Regions from separate parts of the Homo sapiens genome. Here regions 2 and 3 are each linked to region 1. Evidence: chromatin loops called from intact Hi-C (ENCODE). Cell type or tissue: heart right ventricle. All regions are shown on one strand.

The links. Peaks named below come from ENCODE experiments on the same cell type or tissue, not always from the same donor. Only the 100,000 strongest peaks of a DNase experiment are listed, where the experiment ranks them.
Region 2: it touches region 1 in a loop (5-fold over the local background); 10 of 110 quality-filtered maps call a loop at or near these places.
Region 3: a loop joins it to region 1, with 5 times the contacts of the local background. A loop is called at or near these places in 102 of 110 quality-filtered maps.

The regions. Positions count from the first base shown.
Region 1 is chr12:105,418,411-105,423,410 of GRCh38, reverse strand. No RefSeq gene overlaps it. Among named protein-coding and RNA genes, the nearest start is that of C12orf75, 90 kb to the right of the region's middle. In heart right ventricle, a CTCF peak has its summit at 2,576 (motif pointing left); a DNase peak (open chromatin) is centred at 2,560.
Region 2 is chr12:106,343,571-106,348,570 of GRCh38, reverse strand. TCP11L2 (t-complex 11 like 2) reads right to left here. Exons shown (of 10, transcript NM_152772.3): 10 at 1,568-2,285. The coding sequence ends at 2,041. Among named protein-coding and RNA genes, the nearest start is that of POLR3B, 12 kb to the left of the region's middle. In heart right ventricle, CTCF peaks have their summits at 2,364 and 2,565 (motif pointing right); a DNase peak (open chromatin) is centred at 2,629; H3K27ac peaks cover 1,492 bases.
Region 3 is chr12:106,146,696-106,151,695 of GRCh38, reverse strand. No RefSeq gene overlaps it. Among named protein-coding and RNA genes, the nearest start is that of NUAK1, 10 kb to the right of the region's middle. RefSeq lists an enhancer at 2,998-3,497. In heart right ventricle, CTCF peaks have their summits at 2,191 and 2,394 (motif pointing right); DNase peaks (open chromatin) are centred at 2,401 and 3,505; H3K27ac peaks cover 2,447 bases.

The DNA of each region.
Region 1 (5,000 bases):
ACTCAGTAAGATAGGAAATGAAGGCTAACTCTGATTACCTAGTTGACTATTTTAAACTCCAGCCATTTATAGAGCACTAATTAGAAATCATTTCAAGCAAAACATCTGTTCATTGATTTGCTGAAACATCAATATTGGCTGTCTATGAGAATAATTTGCATTTCATTGCTAAGGAAAAAACATTAGTACCTGGAAACCAAAGAAAGCAAATCTAGACCCACGAAGATCCTCAGTTTTTTTCAGAAGGCAAACCACCATGAATTATTCTAATTATTTGACCTTTTCACTCCAGAATAATCCAAAGCGAGCACCTGCAAAGGGAGTGGGGTGAAGTATCGAGTTCATAGAAGCCCTCAACAGGTATTCTATTTTTGAGGTTCCATATTTTCAAATTTATACCAATTTTGCATTCTTCTTCATAAATACATTTGTTTCCATGTAAAAGCATTTTAGGTATTTATCAACTACTTATTTCAACAAATCTACTAGTGAAATGTATTCTCTGACTGCATGCACCCCATGTGTCTTGCGACTTCTCACACATTAAGAACACCAACACCCCAGGTGTTACAGATTAGAGAAACTGGGATAACAGTGGCACAAAACAATGGGTCTCTGCTTGCTGCTTGCCAGCACCTGTTCTGAGTGTTTTTCATATATTAACTCATTGAGAAAACTGAGTCACAAAAGACTAAGTTGCTTGCCCAAAGTCACAAAAATTGTGAGGGGTAGAGTTAAGATTTGAATGCAATATCTGGCTCCTGACCACGAGGCTATATGCCTCTCAAGTTCCTCAATTTTTGACATAAAACATTACCTGTCATCTGAGGACTATAATAAAGAGTGTGTTAGAACACTCTGCTACACTATGCTATGTTATACTATCTTATACCAGACTATAGCATATTATTCTACACTATACTGCACTATGCTATGCTACACTATATGATACTGTGCCTCACTATATTATGCTACACTGTACTACACTATGCTGTATTATACTATACCACACTATATGATAAGTAGGCACAGACTTTGGGGGTGACTTGTTAGTATCTGTCAAAATTCTACATGCTCACCCCTGAAACCTGGCAACCCCATTTTTAGGATCCATCCTAGTGAAAGACTTGCAGAAATGGACGAGGCACACACAGGCACCCTTGCCACACTGCTTTTTAAAGGGGAAAATTCAAAAAGTCTAAATAGCCTTTGACACTGGAATTCTTTCATTCTAGACATTCCTACAGTGGATTGCCATTGTAGCATTAAAGAACAAGGTCAATGTTTATGTGTGGCATGGAAAACTCTCTAAGGTACAGGATTAAGTGAAAAGGGCAAGTTACAGAAAGATATGTACAGAATGAGGCAGGGATTTAGACATTTAGGTTGAAAACAACATAAACTGTATTTTTGTACATGAAGCAGACTCCATGACAAAGAGCAGTAGGGATTTCAGTGTTTGACGATGGTTAATGGTGGCCCAAGAGACACCTAATTAGGAGACTAGATAGTAGACATTGCAGTTATTCACCAGAAGCAAAAAGAGTGACAGGCACACTGGGGGTGTAAGAAAATGCCCCCCTTTATCCAAGATGCTTAAGAAACTAGAAGAATGTCCTGCAGGATAGCATAGGGGCAAATCAAAAAGGACTTTGAGGGGATGTGGCATGGAATACAGACTGATGATAATCCCTGGCCTGGCCCTTTGCTCTGACTGTTCAAAAGGTTGTCTGCATCCCACAGAGAGATGAATCGCGTGGCTTAAAGTCGCCCAGCTATACCTGTAATCCCAGCACTTTGGGGGGCCAAGGCAGGCAGATCACAAGATCAGGAGTTCGAGACCAGCCTGGGCCAACGTAGCGAAACCCCATCTCTATTAAAAATACAAAAAATTAGTCAGGCGTGGTGGCTCATGCCTGTAATCCCAGCTACTCGGGAGGCTGAGGCAGGAGAATCACTTGAACCCAGGAAGCGGAGGTTGCAGTGAGCGGAGATGGCGCCATTGCACTCCAGCCTGGGCCACAGTGCGAGACTCTGACTTGAAAAAAAAAAAAATCACCCAGCTACATAGGGACTGAGCTGGTATTACATACCAGATGCCTGTAACTCCAAAGCACTCCACTTTCAATTCACTCAGCTCTAAACTGTTGATCTTTAAGTTGCTTTCCAGGTGTTTTCAAAGAGTGTCTTGATCTCTGACACAAATTGTATAAACAAACTAGGGCCCAGGCCACCAGACTCCAGGGGCTCCTAAGACATGTCCAAAGAGAGCAGGTGTGTCATTTTCTATGAGAAGTTTTGGTTTCCATGTTCACCTTAAATTGTGCATAGGATTTTTATTTGAAATTATTGATATTTTTCTCCATTCTGTTTCATTGCAGCCACCCACCAATAAATAATATTTTTAAAAATATTACCTATTCTACATGCTCTCCACATCTCTTCTGGCACATTTTGTCACTTAGTCACTCTGCTGTGCTTTGTACACCTTGTTTCTTTCTGCTCTGAACTTGAAAGGCCCAGAAACAGCATTGGCCCAGAGGCAAATCAGATTGCTGTGGGGATACTGCCCTCTGCAGGCCACTGCTATGCATTTCCCTTTATCCTTAAGGATACAGGCCATCAGTAATAGCTGTTACATTCTGACTTCTTCATGGATTATCTCATTTAGTTTTCACAATATCCCTCCTGAGGTTAAGAACTATTATTATCTCCAGTTTTTGCAGAAGAAACCTGAGTCCCAGAGGGGTTAGGTAACTTGTTCAAGATCACACAGCTAACAAGTAGCAGAAACAGGATTTGAACCTAAGCCATCTCTCTCCAGAATCTATCCTGCCAACCACTATAGCAGACTTCCCAGAGGGAAGGTAACTGCCCATTTTTGAGCAGCTGTATCATGACAGGCATCTTACATACAATACCTCATTTAATCCATCTGTCAGCCAAAGGTAAGTAAATTAACTCAAAAAAACTAATTGACTTACCTGTGAACCCGTGGCTGGTAAGTCAGGTCTTTCTGAGTCCAAAGCATTGGCTTCGTCCACGTGGTTCTCATGCAGGTGCACTGCTCAGCTCTTCTTTTCAGAGAGCATTGGCCAAGGGTGCAATTGACTGACAGCCAGCAGCTGTGTGCCTTTAGAATCACTGTGGCATTTGCACCAAGGCCACCATCTCCCTGAATTCTCCCAGCCATGAGTGAGCATGAGGGAGGATTAGAGCCAGGCCACATCTGCCCAGGATAGGCCTCCTGGATGGAACCTGTGCCTGGAGCCTGCCCCTGGGCCTGAGGAGGCCCTCTCAGAGCCGCACTGTAGTCCTAGCTCTCCTCCCTAAGTCCTCCTGCCTGCCTGCCCCCACTTTGCCGGTAGCAGGTGGCATTGTGGTCTGAGGATCTCCCACCCATTCCTGCTCCCTCCTCCTTTATCTTTCATAGGTAATTTAGCATCCTGGGCACTGATCTTACCCTCATGTTGCTCACATCAAAAGATTAAGATTAGTCATGAACATCAGCAACTGTGTGGCAGATGTCGAGGGAGAAGCCTGGAGTCTGTATTCAGATCGGGACACAGTCCTGCATCTGCCATCTGGTACAAGTTCTTTCTCAGTCACCCAGCCACTGTTTCCACCTCTATAAATGGAGCCCAGTAGAGCACCACAGGCCACATGCTTTGACAGCTAACAAAGCTTTGGGCAGACCTAGGTTCAACTCCTGGCTAGATAAACTCATGAGGGATTTCGCTTCTCCACACTTCAGTTTCTTCATCTGTATAACAGGCACACTAACACACATCTTGTGGTTCTGCTGTGACAATTAAGAGTGGTATATATGTGGCTGGGCACAGTGGCTCATGCCTTTAATCCTAGCACTTTGGGAGGCCAAGGCAGGCAGGCCACCTGAGGTCAGGAGTTACAGACCAGCCTGGTCAACATGGTGAAACCCCATCTCTACTAAAAATACAAAAATTAGCCTGGTGAAGTAGCACATGTCTGTAGTCCCAGCTACTCAGGAGGCTGAGACAGGGAGAATAACTTGAACCTGGGAGGCAGAGGTTACCGTGAGCCAAGATCGGGCCATTGCACTCCAGCCTGGGAAAAATAGTAAGACTCCTTCTCAGAAAAAAAAAAAGAGTGACATATATGTAAAGAATCTTCATAGAAAATATGAAATGCAGGGCAGCTATTTGCCAAATTCTTTTCATAGGAATAAGAAAAGATCATATATGGGGAAGTGCTTTGTAAGGAATACTAGCCAGACAGAGGTTAGTTATTGCTATAATTATAAATGCTGCAAGAAGGAATGGAATTAAGCAGTCTGGAATTCAAAGGAGGGGGAGATTTCACAGCACTAGGGAAAGAGGAGTCGGGCGTTGGAAAGGCAGAGGTGGTGTCCAGATGTGGGGACCAGCAAAGGCAAGAAAGCACAGCGCCTGCCGGCAAATCGCTCTGGGGCTGCATTCCCTCAGGGTCCTACTGGAAGAGCACAAATGCATCTGACGAAGGCACCCAGGGCAGCGTGTTAATGGAAGGAATGTGTGGAGGAGGTAGGAGAAGTGCCTCAGCTATCTCAGGCCTCAGGCAGTTTAACAGGGAGTTTATCATCACAAGGAGACACAAGATGCAGAAGAGCATCCAAGACACTGCAGGATAGCTATGGGAGTTCCAAGGGTACCTGCCCAGGAGATGGGGGCATGAAGAGCAGATTCCCTTAGACCGCAAGGAGAAATGAACATAGCCCAGGCAGAGGACAGCCACAGGCAGGGAGGCAGCAGCTCTTCATATTTGGATCCCACTTTTCCACAAGTGTTCACAGACATCTGCCTGGCTACCATGACACTGAGGCGGGACTAGAAAGATGGCCGCCCCTTCAGCAAGCTCATCCCACGCCCCTTCCCACTCCATCTGGGTGGGGCTGATGTTGCCCATGCAGCTGGGATGGAATTTAAGATTCATGACACTGGCATTCCTATGTGGAGGCTCTGGGGCAGGGCAGGGCCATGCTG
Region 2 (5,000 bases), 930 kb before region 1:
CAAATATAAACAATGGAGACAATTTATTCACACAATCATTTCCTAGAACTTCATAAAATAATGAAGTAACACCGTAATGGTGAAGGTTGTGGTGAGGAAAAGAAGGTTGGGGAAGAAAGGAATGCTTCTTTTTATTTTCTACCCACTCGACCTCACCAAATTACTAGGGCTCAATTGAGTCCTTAGCAAACAAAACAATCAAAAATGTATTTTATGCAAATGAAGCTCTTTTTAGACCAAGTACCTCCCAACTGCAGTGCTTCCCGCAGCACTCCAAGAAGAGTAATTCCAGGATAAGCAGATTTCTCTAAAGTCTCAGTGGCAACTAGTGCCCAACTTTGCAAGGTTTGATTTAACGCTCAAGAATGGCAAATGAGGCCGGGCGCAGTGGTTCACGCCTGTAATCCCAGCACTTTGGGAGGCTGAGGCGGGCGGATCACGAGGTCAGGAGTTTGAGACCAGCCTCACCAATGTGGTGAAACCCTGTCTCTAGTAAAAATACAAAAATTAGCTGGGCATGGTGGTGCATGCCTGTAATCCCAGCTACTCGGAAGGCTGAGGCAGGAGAATCACTTGAATCCGGGAGGCAGAGGTTGCAGTGAGCCGAGATTGTGCCACAGCACTCCAGCCTGGGCAATAGAGTGAGACTCCATCTCAAAGAAAAAAAAAAAAAAAAAGAATGGCAAATGAGGCCGGGCATGGTGGCTCACGCCTGTAATCCCAGCACTTGAGGAGTCCGTGGTGGGTGGATCACGAGGTCAGGAGTTCAAGACAAGCCTGGCCAACATGATGAAACCCTGTCTCTACTAAAAATACAAAAATTAGCTGGGCGTGGTGGCGGGCGCCTGTAGTCCCAGCTACTCAGGAGGCTGAGGCAGGAGAATTGCTTGAACCCAGGAGGCAGAGGTTGCAGTGAGCTGAGATCACGCCACTGCACTCCAGCCTGGGCGACAGAGTGAGACTGCGTCTCAAAAAAAAAAAAAAAAAAAAAAAAAGGCAAATGATAATGATCCTTAGGAGGGCATCTTGGTCATAACACGGTAAAGCTTTCATCAGCACAAAAGACATCTGGTAGTTAAGTTATATGGGTAAGAAATCCAAAGTTTAACTGTTTCTTTTTCAGATATGAACTTCATGGAGAATGGGATCTCATTTTATCATTGACTCCCTTTCTTCTTCTTACAAGTAAACCAAATGAGCCCTGCCTCACATAAAAATATTAAACTCTTATATAAACCTTATCAATGGCCTGAGAACTGCAAGGACATTCACTAAGAGATTTGTGCAAAAATTGTTTTTCTTGGAGAGCAGACTAAATTGTAAGAAGAAACAAACTTCTAGAATAATTTGAGAAGGGAGTTGCTTCTATTTTCACTAAACAAACAAGGGAGGTTTTATCTGAAGTTTGTATATAGCATGAAAATGTACTTAATACATTAAAATTCTAAATAAATACTGACCATTGGTATTATAAAGTGTGATTTGGTACATTTGTGGAATTTGAGGACTTACTTTGAAAGTTTCTATTAACACATTAATAAAATGTAATTGTACATTTCAAATACAATTGTGTTTACTTCACATCATTTATTCAGAACATCAGTTCCCTCAGTTATTGTCACAACCTTCAACCCTTTAAGGAGTTGTACCAAAATTAAAAACCATTAGGTTTGATAATAACAAGTGAGAAAAACAACTCCTTAGGGGTTAAATGTCATAAGCCAAATATAAATGGTTAAGAAAACATTTACAAGTATTATATAGGTAATATAATTAATTACAAATTGTTTTCTGTTCATTACAAATATTTGTTTTAAACTTGAAAATGATGCACAAATAGGGTCTATGTGATGTTTACGTCTTCTGAGGGTCTATGTGATGTGTGTGTCTTCTGTAATGCTAATATTACCCATTACACAGATTTGGGCTAATACTGCACCACAGTACTGAGAATGTGCTGGATCTCTAATGCCATCAATGGAAGTGGACTGGATACCAAAGTACTGGATTTCCAATCTCTCGTCCAATGTCAGTTCTTCTTTAGTTAGTAGGAGGTGAAGCATCTACCTTCCCCATGGCTTCCTCATTGAAGAGCAGCTTTCGAAGTATATTTGCATAAAATGGTCCATACACTTGTTTGTTGAGATTCACAATGTTTGCATATTGAGAGCCTAGGGCTTCTAGCTCCTGCTGAATGACAGCTAGGCCTCCTGGCATAGGAGGCATGCATTTTTGAGGGCTTGGAAGACAAAGTAGCCTTCTCATGTAAAGCTTAATTCGTTTATCTGAAGGGGAAAAAAAGATACTTTTATCTGTCCATTATTAAAGTACATAATTTTTAAAAACAAGAACAAGTAATTGTAGTAGGTTGACTGCAATAATGTTCCCAATTCTTTACCCCTCCCTGCACCCATCCCCTTTCCAAGGTAGCTTTGCAGTTCCTCCTATCAAAGCTGGAGTGTGTTTTTCCCATCCTTTCCATCTGGGCTGGCCCTGTGACTTACTTTGGCCAATACAGAATGCGGTGGAAATGCCAGAGTACCAGTTTCATGCCTTGGCCTCAAGAGGCCACTCTTGTTCATGTCCACCGTCTACCTACTACCGCCATGAGAATAGGCCTGGGCTTGCTGGAGGATGAGAGACCAAGGAGAGGGAAACCCAGCTGTTCCATCTGAGGCCATCCTAGACCAACCCATAGCCAACCAGCATTCAAACACCTGAGAAAGTCCAGCCAGGATCAGCAAAGCTTCCATCCTGAGTCACAGCTGAACCACAAATACATTAGTGAGTTCAGCAAGACCAAAAGAGCCACCCGGTCGCCTCACAGACTGGTGAGTAATAATAAATGCTTATTTTTTTTAAGCTCAGGAGTTTTGTGGTATTTTGTTATGCAGCAATAGCTGACTGATAAAAAAAAAAAGGCAGAGCCCTATTTGGGGGGAATCTTCTACAAAAGTTAATCCTAAATGTTCATGATTATAATTACATACACTAAAGCTGAGTTTGTAAACTGGCATTGCCAGTCTGGCCCATGCAGTGTCTTTTTTAAAAACAGAAGCCATTTAAAATCAGGAGATTTCACATAGAAATCCATATTTCTGCTTTCTCTTGAAAAATCTAGAGATCTGGCAAACTTGGGGGCCCAAATTACCACATGGCAAGGGGGACCACACATCTAGGTTTCCCCAGGACAGTCAAAATTTACACCTGTTGTCCTGGCATAATTTTAAAAAGAGACTCTCAAAAGTACCCTGGTTGAACAATAAATTACATGGTGCCAGGCGTAGTGGCTCACACCTGTAATCCCAGCACTTTGGGAGGCCGAGGTGGGAGACTGATTGAGCCTAGGAGTTCGAGACCAGCCTGGGCAATATAGTGAAACTTCATCTCTACAAAAAAAATTTAAAAATTAGCCAGGCATGATGGTGTGTGCCTGTAGTCCCAGCTACTTAGGAGGCTGAGTTGAGAGGACTGCCTGAGCTCATGAGGCTTCAGTGAGCTGTGATCATGCCACCACACTCCAGCCTGGGCAACAGAGGGAGACTCCATCTCAAACATAATTAATTAATACTAAATAAGTTACAGGGTACTTCACACATGGCCAAGAATCAGGAGACACTGAGGAAGGGACATCCCAACCAGCACACCATTGTGCCACCTTCCCTGCCCTTCCTGCATCACTGCCTCAATGTATTTGACTTTGAGACGACTACACAAAAGCATAGAAATGCATATGGAAATCAGGCTGCAATAGTATAGGACAACTATTAATAATACTGGACAGAAAAGACCTGCTATAGCTCAGGCTGCTCCAAGGGCTTTCTCTGGCTTTGGGAACAGAAACCTCACCAATAAGAAGGTTTACTAAGGAAAATATGCCACATTGAATATAGACAACTATGATACTACTAAAATTCTTATCACCAAAGAATGCTCACAAAAATCATACATTCCAGCTAGGTCTGACCTAGAACTTGTTTCCAATGTCTATGTCTTAGAATTCTTTCCTTTTACTAGAATGCCCTTCAATCTCATCTCATTTCATCTCATCTCTGCCCAGAATCAGAGGCATCCTTCAATGTCGTGCCAAAAGTTACCTCCTTTCTGTGACTTTCCTTAGCATCTGTTACCAGACTATCGTGACATATGATTGCCAGTTGAGAAGGTGTCTCTCTCCCTTCTTGGACAGTGGACTCTCTGAGCGTGAGGTTTATATCTTTTTTATCTTTATATTCTTGGTCTGTCATGTGACAGACACATTGTAAATGCTGACTGAACTTAAGTGAGAATGGACTGAAAAGAGTCTATAAAGATAAATAACGAACTGAAAACCGTGGCAGCCAGGGGAAAATGGGGACTGAAGAAGGCAAACAAAGGTGACTTAAGCCTTATCTGTATTTTTTTTCTTTTTTTATATATAGACAGGGTCTCCATCTGTTGCCCAGGAGAGTCTCAAACTCCTGGCCTCAAGCCATCCTCCTGCTTTGGCCTCCCAAAGTGCTGGGATGACAGGCATGAGCCACCGTGCCTGGCCTTTGTCTGTAATTTTTCTACAAGGAGAAATTATTGTATCACCTGTGCAACTGAAATTACTTGTTAAAAGTGTAGATGGCAGGCCAGGCACAGTGGCTTAGGCCTGTAATCCCAGCACTTTGGGAGGCCAAGGTGGGCGGATCACGAGGTCAGGAGTTTGAGACCAGCCTGGCCAATATGGTGGAACCCCGTCTCTACTAAGAATACAAAAAAAATAGCTGGGCTTGGTGGTCCGCACCTGTAGTCCCAGCTACTAGGGAGGCTGGGGCAGAAGTATTCTTCTTGAACCCAGGAGGCAGAGGTTGCAGTGAGCCAAGATCACACCACTGCACTCCAGACTGGGCGACAGAGCAAGACTCCATCTCAAAAAAAAAAAAAGTAGACGTAGGCATGCAAATAATTTACACAGCAGGTAATCCATAATTTTTACTTAGTATGTATTCGACAGAAAAATCCCTTTCTAATAT
Region 3 (5,000 bases), 730 kb before region 1:
TGTTAGGCATTCTTCCCATCTTGTAGATGCAGAAACTGAGACCCAGAGAAGTTAAGCAAGTTACCTAAAGTCACGCAGCTAGAAATGGAGGGAGCTGGAGTTTGACCCAGATCAGACTACAAGAGCTTTCATTCTCAATATTACACAGCCTCTCTCACATTGGAATTTCTCTGTGTTTTATTCCCTTCAACTTTGGCTGGACTTATTTTAGATGGATGTAGCTGGATTCTAAGGGGCTACACTGGATACTAAAGTCTGAGCCAGCAGGTAGGCCAATGACCCAAGTATTTTGGTGAGAGCTACTGGGACATTTAGGTAAAAGTGTTTATCTAAATTTTCTCTGGAAAATTGCTGTATCTGTGCTGTGGCCAGGTGTGGACCGAGTGGGCTGCTCACCGGCTCCTGCCTCAGCAGTAGGTCTTTGCTTCTCTTCTAGAACTGCCCTAGGGACTACTCATCCACTCTATTTTTTAAAATTATTTTTATTTTTATTATTTTTTTGAGAGGGAGTCCCGCTCTGTCTCCCAGGCTAGCCTGGAGTGCAATGGCGAAATCTCAGCTCACTGCAGCTTCCACCTCCTGGGTTCAAGTGATTCTCATGACTCAGCCTCCCAAGTAGCTGGGATTACAGGCACAAGCCACCACATCCGGCTAATTTTTTATATTTTTGGTAGAAACGGGGTTTCACCAAATTGGCCAGGCTGGTCTCAAACTCCTGACCTCAAGTGATCCACCAGCCTCGGCCTCTCAAAGTGCTGGGATTACAGGAGTGAGCCACCCCACCTGGCCTCTCATTCACTCTGTCAGTACAGAGATTGGTCCCTATGGCCAGAGTCCACTCATCACCTGCTCTCTGTCTGCTATGAGTGGCTGGTACCACCTCTGAAGTTTGCCAGCTGGTAACGTGAAAAGCCAGGGGTGAGAGCGAAGTGCAAGGCTGGAGGGGACTACTGGATAGCGATAGCAATCCCCCAAGGACACATTAATTTCTCTAAATGACCTTTCCAGCATAATGAAGGTACAGAGAATCCAATCAGTTGCCCTTTCGAAAGAACAGTGAGACAGCTGCTCTTTTTGAAAAAGCGGGACTCCAAGCTGAAGCCAGGCTGGATTTCTTTGTGCTGTCCTTTCTCTGGCTCACGAAATTCTACCTTGGAGGCTGAAAACTCATGGCATTCAGTTTCATTTTAAAAAGGAGATTGGAACCCTGAAACTAAGTATCTACAAATTATTTTAGAAGTGGCTTTCACAAAGATGCTCTCTTTTTTTTTTCATTTTGATGATGTCTCTACATTGGAGGGTATGGAGGGTATCATTATCCCCATTTTCTAGATGGGGAAACTAAGGCCAGGAGAGACTGTGTGATGTGATGGGAAATGTTGGGAAATTGAGACTATAAGCTGGCTCTAGTCTGATAAATAATAGACACAACATGTAGAGCCCTTCGCAGCTGACAAAGTATTTGCATGTTTTAAACTTTTTAATCCATCCATCCAACAAACCCAGTAAGACATTTTATTATTATCCCTGGTCTTACAGATCAGTTAGTGACAGACCTGGCCTTCTAACTCCTTCCCATCCTTCTGTTCTCTTTCCATCGTATTACTTCTTCTTGGGTTCTTTGACTTCTTTGAGTCTCTATTCTAGGAGCTGGTATTTTTTTCTGTAAAGAGCCAGATAGTAAATATTTTAGGCTTTGATGGCCATATGATCTCTGTTGAAACTACTCAGTTCTGCCCTTCTAGCTCAAAAGCAGCCATAGATGTACGTAAAAAAATGGATGTTACTGTGTTCAAATAAATCTATATTTATGGCCCTGAAATCTGAATTTCATATAATTTTCATGAATCATGAAATATTATTATTATTTGATTTTCAAAAGCAACTCAAAAGTGTAAAAACCATTCTTAGCTTGTGTATGGCACAAAAACAGGCAGGGGGCCATAGCGTGCTGACTCTCGCCCTATCTTTGTCTGTAAAATTGGGAAGTAGTAATACATCCGCCGTAGACTCACATGGATTAAGTAAGATCACACCAGTACCATGTTTTGCACAGGGTCCACCATTGCCCTTCTGTCACACGATGAGAGCATGAACGTCTCTGGGTTTCAGTTCTCTTATCTATTAGAAGGGAAGTGTTGGCTACTTCTAGCTCTGAGTCTATATATTTTTGCCAAATTACTTTTTGCTAAAGAGCTTCAACCGCCTTCCTTCTCCCTGCCCTGAGGACATCCATGCCTCCTGGGTCTCCCCAGAATTTCTCCACCCCATTTCCATTTGGCCAACTTCTCTTTCTTGGTCCTAGTCGTTATTTTGTACCTTGGCTTGCACTGAAGTGAACTAGATTTCTTCTCCATTTCTTGGAGAAGTTTTCAGTGGGCAGACCCAGCCACTTGGTGGAGCTGTGGGGAGATGTTTTTCCTTATAAAGCTACCTGATGTTTCCCCTGGAGAACTTCAGGTTTGAAGGTAGGGACGCTGGAAATGGTGCTTCTGGGGGAAAGAGGTGTTGTTCATACCTGTGTGCGTGTTTCCAGCATCTGTCCATATCCAGTTAATTTGGGCAGTCAGGGTTTTGAGTTCAGATGTTTCAAGAGTCCTGAGTGGGGCATTTATATGGGAGAGGCCAGGGACAGATAGATCCTAGATCTGGCGAGGTTCTCAATCCGAATTCCTGGAAGTTTCCCAGTTGTCCCTTGTTCTGTCATGGAGGAAATCAGTCTGTCTCCTCACCATGCAAAACATGCACTTTCTTTTTGGAGCCATTAGATGTACAATCGAATAGCCTTTATCTTTTAAGGAGCTGACTTTTTGTGACTTTTATATATGTAAAACATGCAATTTCTTTTTGGAGCCATTAGATATACAGTCAAATAGACTTTATCTTTCAAGGAGCTGACTTTTTGTGACTTTTATATAACAACTATTGGTGAGATGTGATTTCTTCTCCCTTTCTTGGAGAAGTTTTTGGTTGCTCAGATATTAGCTATTATGTAGCCAAATTACCTGAGCTTGTAAGTTGCGAGACCATAGGGTAGTCTCTCGATCTCTTAGCATATCCCATGAAAAACGTGGGAAATAAAAATATCTAATCCCAAGTAAAGTATCATTTTGAGAATTAAAAAAGACCACTTGTGGGAAAGTGTTTTGTAAACTGTAAAGCATCATGCTGATGGGAGGTATTAGAAACTCCTCGAGGGCAGAGGACCATCTTGTATTACTCTTTATCTGCAGAATGACTGCAGCATCATAGATGCTCAGCTAACATCTGTTGAATGAATGAGTGAACAGGCGAATGAAGAGCATCACGAAGGGGTTGGCAGACTGGAAATATGCCTATTAAATTAAGGGTTTCAAAGGATGAGGCTGGGAGAAGCAGGAGAAGCAGGCCCTTGAGAGGAATCTAGGGCACGTGGCTTGTCTGCCAGGAAGGCAGCTAATGCATCCCTTGCCAGCTAGCCGGCTGCCGGGCAGGCTGGCTCCACTGGGCGAGCTGCCAGGCCCCAGGCCATCTAAGGCTTGTGTGAGCGTCCCAGAGCAGGTGGGCCGGGAGCGTCTGTCGTCACGGGTGGGCTGGTGACCCGCCTGGAATGCCTTCCCTCTCGTGCCTGCTTTTAGAGCCTTAGTCCCTGGTGACAGTAAACAGAATGGACGCAGGGCCTGACACTGAGCCACCCTGGGTCTTGGCAGGGTGGGTCTGAGAGACCTGTTTTCCAGAGTTAAAAGAATACAAATAAACACAGCACAGATAAATGTAGGCAGTTATATAGGAAATCTAGGTCCCAGGGCTATTTTTTCCTGACCCAGTTTTTTTGTTTGTTTGTTTGGGACATAATTACTTGGGAAATGGTAATTGTTTTACATGCTTGCTATAGACCTGATAGAATAAATCTAATAATAATATTATTTAAACAATAATAATAGCAGCTAATGTTTTGTCTGTGTTTACCACGTGCCTATGTAGTACTATGTTAAACACTTCATAGACATTTTCATAGTTCTACAAGGTAATCATTAACTCTGTAGGATTGTATCCTGTCAATCCTATGTACTAAGTATTATTACTATACCTATTTTACGTATGGAGGGATTGAGGTTCAGTCACTTCCTGGGGTCACAGAGCTGAATGGTGGAAGAGCTGCTAGAACTCAACTCAAACCATTCATCCACCCATTCATTCATTACATAATGATTGAGCACCTACTATATAGCAGGTACTAGGGATTCATGTGTGAATAATACCAATAAAAACTCCTGCTATGTGGGGACAAACACAACAAATAAAGAAATTTTATAATATATTATATGGTGGTAAATGCAATGGTGAAGAATAAAGCATCCAGGGAAGGAAAGCAGCGCCAATAGCAGAATGGGAGGTGGAGAAGGTGGGCTGCAATTGTAGACAGGATGGTCAGGAAAGGCCCCATGGTGAGGGTGACATCTGAGCAGAGTTGAAGGTACTGGGTTGCTGAACTGTGTGGATTGGAAAGTAGAACTTTGTTTTGTATGAACTTTGCCCAATGGGGCAAACAGGCAAATTGGAGTCCAAGGAAGATTTCTGTGAATTCACTTTTTTTCTTAAGTTCATTCTCACTCTCTTTTCTGGGCTATGCATTTCCAGAATAGGAAATTGAATGGCAAACTAGGGAGAAAGTAAAGGCATCAAATAAATTCATCGATCAATCCGTCCATCCATCCGTCCATCCATTCATCCATCCATCTACCCACCCATCCATCCATACATCTGTTCAACATTCCTAAGGCACCCACTACAAGCCAGACCTATGCTTCTCTTAGAAGAATAAGATCTAGCTCTATACTGTTGGATATATAAAATATATATAAAATAAATATATATGTATAAAATAAATATAAGTAATGTTATATAATTTTATATAATCAACTGTAAATATATTTTACACTGCTTCAGATTTTTTAAATTTAAATTTTCAAATGAAAATTTTATTAAATACAACTTTATTGTTTTGCTAGAGTTGCATT